Regions from separate parts of the Homo sapiens genome. Here region 2 is linked to region 1. The links are chromatin loops, found by intact Hi-C in ENCODE. Cell type or tissue: Calu3. All regions are shown on one strand. Each heading gives the region's core, and the rest is flanking DNA. Links, peaks and the distances in the headings are about the cores only.

The links. Peaks named below come from ENCODE experiments on the same cell type or tissue, not always from the same donor. Only the 100,000 strongest peaks of a DNase experiment are listed, where the experiment ranks them.
Region 2: it touches region 1 in a loop (5-fold over the local background); 8 of 110 quality-filtered maps call a loop at or near these places.

The regions. Positions count from the first base shown.
Region 1 is chr2:102,518,727-102,521,226 of GRCh38, forward strand. It overlaps SLC9A4 (solute carrier family 9 member A4), which reads left to right. Exons shown (of 12, transcript NM_001011552.4): 9 at 1,133-1,229. Among named protein-coding and RNA genes, the nearest start is that of SLC9A4, 47 kb to the left of the region's middle. In Calu3, for the core only: no CTCF peak of the experiment used is centred there; a DNase peak (open chromatin) is centred at 1,485.
Region 2 is chr2:102,582,878-102,595,853 of GRCh38, forward strand. No RefSeq gene overlaps it. Among named protein-coding and RNA genes, the nearest start is that of SLC9A2, 30 kb to the right of the region's middle. In Calu3, for the core only: no CTCF peak of the experiment used is centred there; no DNase peak of the experiment used is centred there.

The sequences.
Region 1 (2,500 bases), core at 1-2,500:
TACTTAAAAGGTGGCCTGTATTAAAACTAATAAATACTCATGTCTGTGGCCAATTATCTTAAGAGCATATGCAAGCAGATATCAAAGGCTTCAGTGCCCTTATGCGTTCAAAATTCAAAAGAGCTGAGGCTAGAAACAAACAAACAAACAAACAAACCCATTAAGGTTTATATCAAGATGTTAAGGAAGGTGATAGTATTAAAAAGGGAGTTAATTATTTTTAGTTCTCTCCTTTTTGTTCTTATGTTCCACATGGAATATATATTATTCATGTAATACAAAGTTTTTTAAAATTACTGCCACTAGATTGTAATCAAATACATTTGTCACATGATCATTCTTCCCCCAGCAATGTCAGGACTTTATAATCCCCAGAGGACAATTGTGCATTGACTACTAACCTGGGCACAGGCATAACCCGTTTTTTAATCCCTTTCAGAGGTGGGAAGGGGTCACAGTGTATAATATCTTAGAGCTGGGCTGGCTTTCATGGTATAAATGGTCTAATTGCCCTTGTAAAATGTGATTCTGGTTTCTTCAATTATTTCTTAACCAAAGATAAAATCCCTACAGATACAATTCCAATATAAATGTACTCATGAAACTAATATTCTATTAGATAAATGCTAATCAAAATGTGGTGTGTAGATGGTATTAATCTGTGAATTGCTTGTCACCTGTCCTCAATGAGATAGGTAAGTACAAAACTAGCAAAGAGTTTGTCTTTGAATGAATCATTTTTTTTCTGTTGCATTTAACGGTAAAATATTTGGATTGCATGGTATGGTATCATTTTCTAACAATTGATTTTTATTGTGTTGTACAAACATTTCAGTCTATAACAGATTTGGAGGAAAAAAATAACTTGTTACCACTTTAGACCTTTTTAAAAAAATGGGTTGGAATAATTACCATATATAAGCTATAGCCAAGGGAACAGTATTTTCAAAACCTGAAGTCAAGACATGTGTTTTGACATCAAACCAACTTACTAGAACAATAGGAAAAATTATATGTAGGATTCTGGAACTTAGGATTCCCCTCAGTACAGAGCAAGGCCCACTGATAGTTTTGTGGCACCTCTTGCCAAATGAAAGAATAATGTTTGTCTCTTCTCCAATAATGATTCCAGGGCCCAGAGGATACAAGGAATCAAAAGACTTTCCCCTGAAGATGTGGAGTCCATAAGGGACATTCTGACATCCAACATGTACCAAGTTCGGCAAAGGGTGTGTATGAGCCACCTGTGTTGTCCCCATTTTCTGTCCTTGAAAACAGTCTCTGAAGGGGGAGTCTGTTGATGTTCAAGTCTCCTGATGTTCACGTCACCCTCTGTAAGGTGGTAACTTGCTGAATATTTTCTCTCTGCTTAGTTTGGAGAATAGAAAGTTAATTGTCATGTTTCTGCTGCAAAATTGGTACCTGTGACATAAAAAGAAATGCAAATCTAGTTACCGTCTCTAGGGGGCAGGCTGCCCTAGCCCTGCAGCCTGGTGCTGTCCAGAACTAGCAGGTCTCTGTAGAGAAGCACACACACCACACCACAGAACAAAGATGGCACCAGGATGCTGATCACAGTGCAGTTGTCCCAATTGTATTGACTATAGTAAAGATGAGAAAGTTGAGATAGTTTAGGTTACAATATTGAAACTCTAATTTATAATGAATAAATGCCTGAATAAAAGGAGACATCTTATTTCTCAATTTTGGAACTAGGTATGAAATCTCTACTAGTCCTTGGGACCTGGTCCAAAGTGCATACTAAGAAGATTTCTGAGGACACTGGATGAATCTTTCTGAAACTTTGACTTAGTTAAATAATATTCCATTTAATTAGTCATCTAACGAAGTCATATAATGACAAGTTTTTTCAAGTTTGAGGATTTGATCATCCATTTTAATCCTAATACTTGGGTGTGATTGGAAATGAATTCATTTTGAGGGCCTTTGGTTTTGTGACTGTGTCGTTGATCATAGTCTTAATGAAACTAAAACAAAATCACCTAGGCAAAGCTCCCCATTTTCAAAGAGAAGATGCTGAGGTCAGTGGAGTTGGTTATCTGACTTGTTCAAGGTTACAAAACAAATCCAGGTTAAGAACACAGGTTTTCTACCCACCCACCCAGTGCTCTTTTCATGACTCTGGACTTATATAATCCAATGAAAGTGATTGTTTTCTGGTCTCCTGTTTCAACTCAAAGGTCAATGATTAAGAGGAATGTGTCAGTGAAAGGCTCTGCACCAGCTGGAGGAATACAGGTCAGCACTAATGGTAGTGCGCTTAGAGTAAATTCCATGGCTTTCAAATCATTCCAAGTGAAACTGTTTCAGTAAGACTATCACATCCTGCCTTAGATAAATAATAGATAACAACTTCCTGGTTTGAAAAATGTGGCTAGCTTAGTGAGAGCCAGAACCCATAGGGTACCTGGTACTCAGCCTTTTCCCTATGTGGATGAAGGCCAAGTTTAGGGAAAGGTCTAGAAACGGAGATGGAGAT
Region 2 (12,976 bases), core at 4,833-7,332, 69 kb after region 1:
GTCTGTTATTAAATACATACACGTTTCAGATTATTATGTTTTCTTGAAGAACTGACCCTTTTATCATTATAAAATATCCATTGTTATCTCTATTAATGTTCTTTGTCGTGAAGTCTACTTTCTCTGACATTAATATAGCTAAAGCAATTTTCTTATGCTTACTGATGACATCATATATCTTTTTACTTATCCTTGTACTTTTAAACTTTCTCTGTCTTTATATTTAAATTAATCATGAATATCATATAGTTGGTTCTTTCCTTTTTGCCCTGTGTGATTATCTCTGGCTTTTAATGGAAGGGTATAGTTGATATACTGTTAATGTAATTATGGATGAGTTTAAGTGTATGTTTTATTGGTCTCATGGATATGTTGTTTTGTTTTTCCCTTTTTGCCTTCTTTAGGGCTGCATACTTTTGAGCACATTTGAGCACTGCATATTATCTCCTGTATTGGATTTCCCTATTTTTAAGGGATTACACTGAGAATCATGATATGTATCCTTATCTTAGTCTACTTGAATTAACTTCAATTCTACTTGAATGTTAATCCAACATAATTTGGAATTCGACTTGATATAATATTACAAGAACACACATACACATACACACACACACCAGTATGTTTTAACAGTATAATTCATTTTACCCCTTCTCCTATCTTTTGTGCTATTAATTCATACATTCACTGGACATAGAATTTTTGATTGGCCATCTTTTTTTCAGCACTTTGAAAACATAATTCAACTGTTTTCTGATTGCCATTGTTTCTGATGAGAATTCAGCCATAATTTTACGCTTTCCTCTCTACTTAATGTCTTTTTTTCTGCCTCCTCTTAAGAATTTATCTTTACCATTAATTTTCAGCAGTTTACTATGGTGTGTTCACTTATCTTTCTCTTGTTGTTTTATCCTGCTTGAGTTTCACTGAGATTCTTGGATTTGTATCTCGATGTTTTTACCCAAATTGAAGAAAAATTTTAGCTATTCCTTCAAATATTCTTCTGCATTTTTTTTTCTCTTCTTGTTCTTCTGTGACTTTAATCACATAAATGTTAAACTGCCTGATACTGCCCCACAGATCACTGAAGGGCTGTTTATATATATATGCATTTTATACAGCAGGAGGCATAACAGTGGGATATATCTGTCATCACAGAGCTCAAGTTGTGACCTTTCCCTTAGCTATAGCAACCTAAATTTAATTTATACCTCAAAGTTTACTATAACTTTTCTATCTCTTTCATGAAGCTGGTCCCTAATTCTTCTAGTCAAAATGGGTCATTTCCTCCTGTACATAACAGTTGAATTGTGTTGTTTTTTTTTTAAATAATATGACACTTCCTATTATGTCCAGTGTTTTATTTTTATTTATTTTTTGCTAGGATTTTTGTTGGTTGGTTGATTGATAGTGTTCACTTTCATTTTATAGTTCCAGCACCTGGAACTCATGTTACCTTCCAGTTCTGCCTTATTGTTGGGCATCTTCCAAACTCTACTTCTCTGTAGAGTTGTACAGGCAGCAAATTCTTGTCCCCAAGGAACACTTGCCATTATATACCAGGCCCTTCAGAATGTGGCAAATCCTCCCTGGGAAGCCTCACAAGTGGCTCTTCTGTTTCTTGAGCTCCGGATTAACATGGTCCCCTGCATTCATTTCTGGCAATAACAAGGCTTGTGGAAAATAACAATGGCAAGGATATCAGGGGAAGAATGAGGGCTGAAATGACCAGTTGAAGTAGCATGGAGAACTTGCTCAGCTTATAGCAACGGACTTCTCTAGCTTATTGCCCACGTATGTTCGGATGAATCAGGCCCAGATAGCTGTCTAGGTGGCCTTGCAGCATATTCTCAATGTAATGGTAATGTTAGCAGAAGGACTGTGAAAACTGCGATCCAGTACTCAGATAAAGCCATAAGAGGAGAGTCAACATTTAAGCAGATATAATTTAATATCAGTGAGAGAGATGACATATTTGAAACAGAGTAGAGGATTATATCAGATCCACAGTTCTTTAGAGTTAAATGGAAAAAAAAAATGTATCTTAAGAACCAAAGGAATGCAAAATCTAATTAACCCTCTGGGTTATTGTATAACTTCTGGAGGTCTTTCCCATGTAATTAGTCATTGTATAATTAATTCTGAGATTGGACTACCTGATGACCTCCTATGAGTATTGGAGTAATTGACTTAGCCAACACAAATAGGTGCGATATAGCCCATTTGACTCAAACCAAACATCAGTCATGTCCTGCCTGAAATCTCTGGTTATTAAGACACTTGCCAAGTTGAGAAGCTGTCCCCTAAAACTGCACAGGACAATAATCATCAAGTGGTGTAGAATGCAATAATTGTTTACTTAATGGGAAAATATCTTTCAATGGCAGAAAGACTTAAAACTAAATATAGAAAATATTTGAGAGAATCAAATGTATGGTATTAATATCTTTGAAATAAGAAATCTGTGCATGATTCTTTACATATATATGTATAACTCAAAATTTTAACTTGATAGAAACAACAGATTGGCCTCATAATTCCAATTTGAAGTATATTTTTAAGCAATTGAAAGACTCATGATTTTTAAGTAGACATCTTAGTAAAATTAAAAATATCAATGAAAAGCTTAAGATAATTCAAATTTCTGAATAATTATAAGTTTGATTCATCAAAATTTTAAGAGTTTTTTTTTTAATTATGGAGGTTTTAACCTAAACGTATGTATATTAACCTTAAAATATCGGTTTGAGGTGTTAAGAGGAGTTTTCCTGTTTGTAAAGTAGATAGAACATTAGCCAAAGGCCCTTTTAAAGGTGATTGTTAAAATTTGCTAGATAATAATAATAATACATTTATGATTAACTTTTAAAAACCAAAGTAAACCTCCACAATGCTTTCCCATGCACAAGGCAGCCCTGCAAAACACACATTATTTAATGTGAACTAATCTCTTTGCTAAGCTTTCTGCTTGTTTGCCTTTCCATTTGGCTTTTTTTCAAACCTCCTCGAAGATGCCTTCAGGCCTGGGGGTGGCAGGACAGAATCACTAGGTGACACCCAAAGACCATGAAAAGAGTTGCCAGATGGATGAGCACTGTGAGGTTGGAGAGAGACAGGGAAGCTAGGAGAGAGGCAGGGAAGGCTTCGGAAGTCATCAGAAGCTTTTCAAGAGACTACAGACGACCCCTGGCTACAACTGGGGAAGGCCAAGTTTTATCCCTAAGTACACACTGTACCCGTCCACCTTTGGATCCAGCTCCTGATGTTTGGTCTTATTATCTTCAATGATAAGGAATGAGGAGTCAGAGCGTGTTTCTCCCTGAAAGCCAGTGTGACTCCTTGTTTCTGAGATTCTTTTGTTAGTCTTTGCTTGTTGAGGTTTTGTCTTTCCCTAAGGGTGAATTCCCTGGCACAATGGACCACTCCCAGCTCTATGCGGGTGCTTTAGCTGGCAAAAGAACTGAGGTTGAAATATGAGATTGACTTTCTGGGTGAGGTTCCTGTTTGTTCAAAGCCACCTCCTATCTTTCTCCTCTGAAGCCACCAAAGAAAACTCTGAAGATCCCGGAGTGACCCTTAATTAGCTCAGGAAGGAGGTACAGGGTAGCTGAAATAGAACTCCTTTCTTTTCTCTATAGCAAATACAGTCAGGGCCAAAAGCCTTTTATGGACTAATCATTTTTCCCTGGTTTGATCTATTATCTGGGTACATTGCAACAACTTTGCCTCTGTTCCTTTTAGACAAACAGCTAGGTTTTGAGTGAGTGATTTCTTTAGCTCCAGCAGCTACGATTTTGGGAGTGCCCAGCCATTATCTTCAAATGGCTATTCTCTTTCGTTTGGGGAAATGCAGTGGTAAAACATCAGAGCTGGTCCTGCGGAAATAACGAAGTGGCCAAGGTCATCGAAAGGATCTGGCCTGTTGTTCCTCTGCTTGCCCCTGCCCACCTCCAGGCCTCAACACCAACCTCCGCTTATCAAAATATGTTCGTAGGAAAATTCAGAACAAGCACGTTCCATTTTGGTATGTTAGATGTCTCAGAACACCAGCATCTGAGCCAAGTTTGAGAAAAGTGAATTTCAGGCAGGAAAGTGGCTTAAAAGGGTTTTTTGGGGAAAGAGGGACTTCCCTCTCATACTAAGGACAGCCTTCCTAAAAGGAAATGCACAGATTAGCATACAAATTCAAACTAAAACAAAAATTGGTCTAAACTAGTATTTTGGCTGAACTTGAACTAACTCAGAGTGGTTACTTTAAGTCCAAACTAAACACTAGAAAGCATTCTCTCAACAGTCTAGAATGTATCTTTAACCAAAGTTGAAAGAAATATGAGATTATGCCATCTTAGATTTGCCACATGATTTTAAATTGCTTTTTTTTCGAGGCTTTCAATTGAAGCAATTGGACAAGTAGAAAGATTTAAAAAGTTTTTTTCTGGACATTTGGACATATGAAATATTTTCTCGGGATTAAGGGTAATCACACTTAAAATAATACTTACTTGTTACACTAACATTTTATCTTAATGATTCTCAACCTTCATTGTGGGTAGAAGAATCACTCACCTGGGGAGAGAGTAGAATGATGGTTACCAGAGTCTGGGAAGGATAGTGAGGGAGAGGGGGAAGTAGCGATGGTTAATGGATACAAAAACAATGGAAAGAATACGATCGAGTATTTGATAGCACAACAGGGTGACTTTAATCAGTAATAATTAAATTGTACATTTAAAAAAGCTAAAAAGGGCCGGGCGCAGTGGCTCATGCCTGTAATTCCAATACTTTGGGAGGCCGAGGCAGGCGGTTCACTTGAGTCCAGGAGTTCGAGACCAGCCTGGCCAACGTGGCGAAATCCCATCTCTACTAGAAATGCAAAAATTAGCTGGGTGTAGTGGCACATGCCTGTAATCCTAGCTATTCAGGAGGCTGAAGCAGCAGTATCACTTGAACCTGGGAGGTGGAGGCTACAGTGAGCCGAGATCATGCCACTGCACTCCAACCCGGGTGACGGAATGAGATTCTGTTTCAAAATAAATACATAAATAAATACATAAATAAATAAGTATAGCTGGATTGTTTGTAACACAAAGGATAAGTGCTGGAGGTGATAGCTACTCCATTAACCTTGATATGATTATGACACATTGCACATCTGTATCAAAATATCTCATGTAACCCACAAATATATACACTATGTAACCACAAAAAATAAAAATTAAAAAAAATTAAAAAGGATCACCTGGGGAATTTAAAAGCTCAGATGTCTATACACCCTTCCGCCTTTCTCCTTCAAGTGATCTAGTTGATCTGTGCTGGAGCCCAGGAATCTACATTTTTGAGAACTACATCAAGTGTTTGATCTTGGGTAAACCAGAGTGTTTCATTTAGACTGCAGCACTCTGTAACCAATTCTAGTGTAAAGGCTCTTTTTCTGGGCCGGACCTGCGCTGCGTGACCCAGCCTCTGTTTCTCCCCTTGCCTGCCCTGCTTCCTCCCCGAGGAGCTAAGCCCTGTTGTGCTTGTTTCCTTGGTGTCTAATTTAATCCCTGGTTATGATTTATGTCCTTTGGGCAGGTGCTAATCACATGGGAAACAAATTCTCCCTTGCTGAGGCTTCAATGCTCCCAGAATAAGCTTTATACCCTTAAGAAAATGATCCATCTGAAACTGTCATGTGGATTTGATTATCACACTTCACACAAAAAAAGGCACATCTAAAAAAGCAATGGTATGATTAAAGTGTTATAGAAGGTTTCATAGGAGGTAGAATAAATAGGTTAGAATCTGTATATCTGGAAAGTTGAAAATTCCCTAGAGGTAAAACCACGGAGACCGACCAGTAGAACCAGGTGGTGCCGTGGAGATCATGAAGTGCTGGCACCTCACTCCAGAGACATTGCAAACACGTAGGTAAGAGCAAAACCAGCCTGGCCTTCTCTTCTTAAAAAACTCAAAAGACCTATTCCAGATTGGAAGAGATAGTTTTGGGAAGATAAAAGCAATACATTGCCCAACAAATTATGGATTAAATATAGGCAACTTATTACTAGCAATAAATCACCTAAAAGATTTTAAGAATATTCTTGAGACTTTAATGTATGTTGCACACATGATGAAATAATTAAGAAAAAATAAATGTATTCAGACTCATCTCTAACATTTGAAAGAGACCAGGATTATGTCTTGCAAAGGGTTGTGTTTTTTTTTTGGTTTTTAATTGCTGATTTGCTAAAACCAGACTTTTCCTCTTGAAGTGGCTGGTAACACAAAGCCTCAGCACATCTGTAAAGCAGCATGCATCATAGAAGAAGCACAGTGTGGGGCTCTCTGGAAATTTCCAGTACAGTTGAGAGATAAAATACATCCATGAACAGAAAATAACACAACACAGCACAGCCAATAGAATGAGCTGTAGTTTGAGAGAGGAGCCCAACACCAGGAGAGGTCAATATTCTTGTTAGCTTCCAGTGATAAAAATTAGCCTCCAGAGCCACATTTTGAACAGTTTTGTGCCTCAGTTCACTATAAAATACATATGATGATGACAGGAGTCACACCTACTTCATAAGGCTAAGATTCGATGTTAAGATTTGATTAATGTATGTAAAATGCATGACATCCAGTATAACAGCATAATGAATAATGAGATCTTTGTTATCATTGTGCTTTTCCTTTTGAATTTTTTTTTACCACTCCACACACCTTTCTTTTAACTTTTGAACTCTTATTCACGCCTCAAAACCTTACTCAAATCACACCTCTCTCAGGAAGCTGGCCTTGATTGCCCAATTTGGTTTTGAAGTACAAGACTATCAGCTTTGATCACATAGTTTTTGGCCACCTCCTCTACAGTCAATGCTCTTTGAGGACAGAGAGCAAGAATCGTCTGTGTCCCCAGGCCCTAACAGTGTGCTTAACACGTAGTAGGTACCAAGCACATATTTCTTCATTAAATGAAATGTCTTATCTTGAATAGGGAAGGTGGATTTTATACTAAATCTCAAAGTCCAGGCAGAATCTTAAAGGACAAAAATTGGAGGAGAACAAAGTCTGATGAGTGAAAAACTATGGTTTCCGCTTCTTTGGTAAAGTTGTGATTTCCTCCTCCTGCTAGTCCTTATTCTTCTGTTGGAAAATTTATTTCAGGAGTGCATTTTTGGTTTGGGTGTTGATGTCATGATTGTTACTCCCTCACCAAACTAATTTAAAGGGTCCCAACACAGAATTTCTACTTCATAGGTTACTATTGTCATGAAATCCAATAATGAATGTTTGGGAGCATCACCACCCCATATGAATTCTCTGCATAGCACTTTCGTCAATTCAACACTTAACTCCTTTTCTGTCTTATGCTTTGGATTTTGAGCCCCTTGAGTACAGAGACAGGATCTTATTCGCCACTAAATTGCACACCCAGAAGTGTGTAGTCAAAGTAGCTGCTGAGTAGATCCTGACTGATGGATTGAACGAATGGATGAATTGCTGGATAAGAGTGTATAATTTTATCAACAAAATAATTTATTTTCACTTCCCCAGCATGCCTTCTGCAAACACATATTTCTCTCTTTGATTAGTCTGCTTTCTATAGCTGGTTAACCAACTGTACACAAATATCTGCCTGCTGATATTGTCCTCCCAAATTTTGTTTCAGGTGGTTCCTCCTTCACTTCAAAAGCTGACTAAATACCCAATATTGTCTCTCCACCTTACGTCACACAATAATTAGATAAACCTCTATTATAGCAAAGATTGCACGTTGCTTGACTTTTTTTTTTTTTATCTTTCCTGAGGTCTTAAGGAACTCATGATTTTATTCCTGAGCTTTGAATGGACTCATTCTTGATCACATGTATGGCATAAACCTTTTCTATGTTGCTTCACTGATAATTTTAAATTATTAAACTAATATTTTTGGCATATTCAACATACCTGAATAATATCTTATATGTAGATATAATTGCATAATGTATTGTGAGACATTTAGATTCAATTATGTTCCAAATAATTGAATTCAAAAGTATTTGGAAAATAATGTATATTCAAATAAATCTATGTTCTTGTTCTATTTTCTGATTTTAATTTTTAAAAAGGATATTACACTCTGGAATTTTTCTTGACTTACAAATTGTCCTATAATTTTTTAAAATATGTTTTCCTCTTATAGCCTATAATATTAATATTAACAACACTGAGTATTATATTAATAGTGCTAGGTTGCTATTACTTAGAGTTTGAATGTTTTAAAGCTCTTATAACTGTTGTCAAATTATTTTTCAAACATTATCTGCCAGTTTATGTGCTTCTCAGCAATGGGTAGATTTACTAGTTTCATTTTTATATTTCCCAATATTAGGCACCATGATATACTTTTTAAAATAATTTAGTAGAGGAAATAACATTTATTTTTGCTTTCATTTGCAACCTTTCACTATAAATGAACAATTTTCATCTTGCTTATACATTTTTATTTTCTTTTAGGTAAATTATCTTTTTTATATACTTTGTCCATAATGTAGTCAACTAATTTAGCAATTTTGGGTCATTAAAAATAATCACCAGATTTCAATAAACTAAGTTTTTATAAGAATATTTTAAATTATACCAATTCTCATCATGCAGCTACTGTTTACCTAGCTTAAAGCTCATGTCAATTAAAAGAGTAGCCATTTCATTTAAGAAGGAAGTTGTAAAACTCAAATCATGGACCTATACTCGTTGTGATGAGAACCAGTGAATATGGTGGATATTAATGTCCCTGTATCAATCAGCACCTGCTATCAATTACAATCCAGGGCCGGGGAGGCCGGAGAGGTAGTTTCTGTTCTAGACTAAACCTAAGAGAAAGGGAGGCCACTTATCTCAGGTGAACACAAGGCTAATCAAACTCTGCTCTTTTCCCTATTTCACTTTTGTTTGCTTATTTAACCAGGCAAAAGTAGTTAACCACTCAGAGAAAACAGCTTCAACTCTGTTGACATAAAACTCATTTCACATGACCCACAGATAATTGTTGGCAGCCTTCAAAAGGGTACAAGCTCCTGCAACTACACCATTTCCTCAAATCCAACTGCAGTAGCAGCCCTGCTTTCAGTCCATGCAATTTTTTTAAAGAGCAAAATGACCTTTTATTTGTCAGGCACTTTCCAATCATTCATAAAATATCAGTTTTGGAGCCTAAGTTGATGACCACAGCTGAAGACATGCTAGAGCAATGGCGCTGTATCTTAGCTGCATATTGGACTCTTGTGGGAGCTTTAGAAGATATTGATGGCTACCTGTACCCCCACTTCCTTCAGGACTCTGATGTAATCGGCCTGGCATAAAGCCTAGGCATGGGGATTTGTAAAAGACCTCCTAAGCTAGGTTGAGAAACACTCACTGCTCTAGGGGAAGATAATGGATAGGGTTTGACTACTACCTGCTGCAGGTAGTTGCAATGATGAAAGATGAATGATAACACATATTAGTTTATTTCTCAAAGGAAAAGATTCATGAGGATGTTCTTGTCTATTTGTTTGTTTGAAGAAATGCCTGCAAAATATCTAGAAATATAGAATAGATTCAAATGATGCAAGTTAATCAGATTTAGGGGAGAAAAATAGTTCATGCTTGATACTTTACATAAATGCTGCTAAATTCTATTTGTGCATATCAGCATGCCAAATCTAAATAGGATATTTAGATACTTTTGCCAACAATCTGATCCGTATTTATTGTTTTAGCATGTTTAACTCTATCCTTGTTTTATACTCCTTTTCATTGATGCCTAGACTGCCTCCTTTATACACTTTCTTATCCCCAATGCCTGGCAGTAGTGTCTGATAACATTCAGTAAATGGTTATTGACTGAATGAATGAATTTTTCTTTATTGTTTTGCTGGCTGGATAGGCTGTTAGTAGTAGTAGTGCCACAGTGACCTCTGTTGATGAAACCAGGAAGTGCAGAGAGAAACTCCTGAAAGAAAGGAGTTATTTCAATGACAGTCAAGTTGAGGTTGAAATGCGAACTGTGCCCAGTCTCAGAACTGAAGAGAAAATGATATGAAATGCGAATGTGTTCACAGCATATGGAGAGAGCAATAGCACCATTGGTCTTCCCAGCAAGTAGGCCAGCTCAGCATTTTTCTTAACAGCTTGTATGATTCTTTCTCCCCATGGTCATATGCCAGGGGCCCAAGCTTCAATTTGCTCTTTTAAATAATTTTACTAGCTTGTCATCATTAAAAACTTAAATATTTCATACCGTGCATTGATTTTCACTTTTTGTAGAGCCTGAGTTTTGCCATGTTGCTCAGGCTGGTCTTCAATTCCTGGTCTCAAGCAATCCTCCTGCCTGGGCCTCCCAAAGTGCTGGAGTTACAGGTGTGAGCCACTGTACCTGGCCAAGGTGAATTGATTTTTTTTTAATAAATTACTCAAGGTGTTCTAATTAAGATATCTAAAAAAACTGCACTCCATTTTAAAAGAAAAAATCATGGTGCTTTAGGGTAGGTTTTTAAAAACTGTTCTTGCTTTTTATTTTTATTCATACTTATTGTTTGCGTACTGATACATGGAGCCATTGAGCTGGTACCTATCTCTCCAGTTCCCTGTCTCCTCTCATACTCCTAGTACTTGGTGTAAAATTTCGGGGGAAGAGACAATAAAAGAGGCAGACTTTGATAACTACTTAAGAAATTAAGTGCAAGAATACTTGATCCTATGAAAGAAGTAAAAACAGGAATATTGCCACCAAATAATAAGCACTGATAATATAGGGGACCAGCCAGCTAAGAGTTAACTTTGAGACTCTATCACTAAACTGGGTGTTCCAGTTTCGAGACCTTTGCACCGACTGAATCAGTTAACTTTCTGCCTAATTAACTCAAGCTTCAGATGGGACTATATATACAACATCCCATATGGACTGTGAGCCTACTTCCCCATCTAATCAGAAGGTAGAAAACTGCTTATCGGCATACAACTGATAACTTAGAGTTTAAAGAAAAAAAAAGCAGGTGAGGTATGTATTTGAATAGAAATGTCCTATTGATACAAATGTTACCTGAACAAAACAATGATGATTTTAGAGGTGGTAAGAAAGAAAGGAGTATATAACATGCCAGTTAAATCATTAAACCATCATCTCCTCTGAATGAAGAATAAAAACACACTGGATCCTCACTTCATTGCCATCTTTGGGGCTTTGGTCCTGTGACCACTTTCACGGTGGGCCTGTGTTGTAGGCCTCCAAATAGCAATAAATGAACCTTTAGCCATCAGTCCATGTTAGATGGAATTCAAAACAAAGAGTTCCATATCAAATTATCCAACTATTTTTATAAGACTCCAGGTTTAGTCTGTTTATTTTTCTTTACACACCCTGTCCCCAAAACTTTTGAAGAGTGCTAAAAATGATACAAAACCCAAGAAGATAACAATAATAAAGTAGAAGGAAGGAAACCAAAGATGGGGCCATAAAATGCAGCCAGTAAAGAGGTTAAGAATATGCATAACCATGGTACCTATGTGCATGCTTACACACGTAAGGACCACATATACTAAAAGCCACACTGCAGAGTAGCCTGGTCAAGAACTCCTTCACTAAGATAAAAACAAATAAATTTCACGGAAGACAACCAACTCTTCCTGGTATTAGACCAGAAAAAAGAAAAACATGCTTGTGTTCTTTGTGAAAAGAGAAACTATGCAGTACAATAAACAACGTCCTTAACAATATCATGATGTGAAGTTTCATGAGGCTTTTCCTGAAACTGCTCCTCTTGAGGAGGAGCCCAGTTAAATTTGAATTTCAGACAAACAAAGGAGACATACTTACAGTAAACAATTATTCATGGTTTATCTACGATTCAAATTTCAGTGGGCACTTGTAATTATATTTGCTAAATCTGCAACCAAGGATGAAAGCTTCGTATCAAAATGCAGATCCCTGCATCTGTGCATACATATATCCCTGTTGAACATATACGACACCATGCAGGGACCAGCCCAGATCAGAGCTACAGCTTAGTGAGTTTAAGTACCTAGGGTAAAAAAAAATTCACCCACACTCAAAAATTAAAACACTTGATGAGAAAGCACTTTTGGGAGAGTTGAGGGCTGGTGGAAGTTCTATTTAAAAGTGCACGGAAATTGACTATTTTGTCAGGTCATTACTGCTTACCTACAAACAATTTGTGGAACACTAGTGTTTTAGCTTGTTTACTTTTGTTTTTTTGGTGCCATATAAATGATGGGTCACTGACATAATTTAATACCTTAAATTATATATATAGTTAATATCTTAAAATAGAGCTTCTAACCAATATAATGGATTATGAGAACCTAGCAAGATATTCCAAATGCATTTTAAAGCATTAATTATTGATTTAAAAAAGGACAAAAATGACACTGCAAAAATTTTTACGTTTTTACTTTGAATGCTTTTGACTTGGCTGTATAATAATCAATATCTCAAAGCTCATGAATATTTGTAAATGATTTAACTATTTAATAATTAGTTAATATTATTTATATTTACTAATATTAATTATCTAATTATCTAATATTAGACATTAATATTAGATGACTGTTTATCTAACTAAACTATTTAGTAAAACATTTTCAAACTACATGTGGATACTTAGAAAATGTATTATCAAAGCCATTTAATTTCCTTCCCCTTTGTAGACGAATTGCTCCTATCATGGTTAATTGTTAACATTAGGAAGAAAAATATAGCTACTTAGATCATCTAATAACTTATTCTGTTAATTTTAGTATGAAGCAGTTAAACTTTGCATTTTCTCAATGTAGTTACTTAAATACAAAATCAAGATTTAGGACTTAATTTTCTCTTTCCTCACATCCAACTCAATACGTATTCTAAAGACAGTTTTAAAAATCTGAATCCCAAAATTTTGCATCTGTAATAAAATTGACTCCCTATACATTCAAAGTCAAAATTATTCCCTGATTTGATGTTCAAGAATTTTAT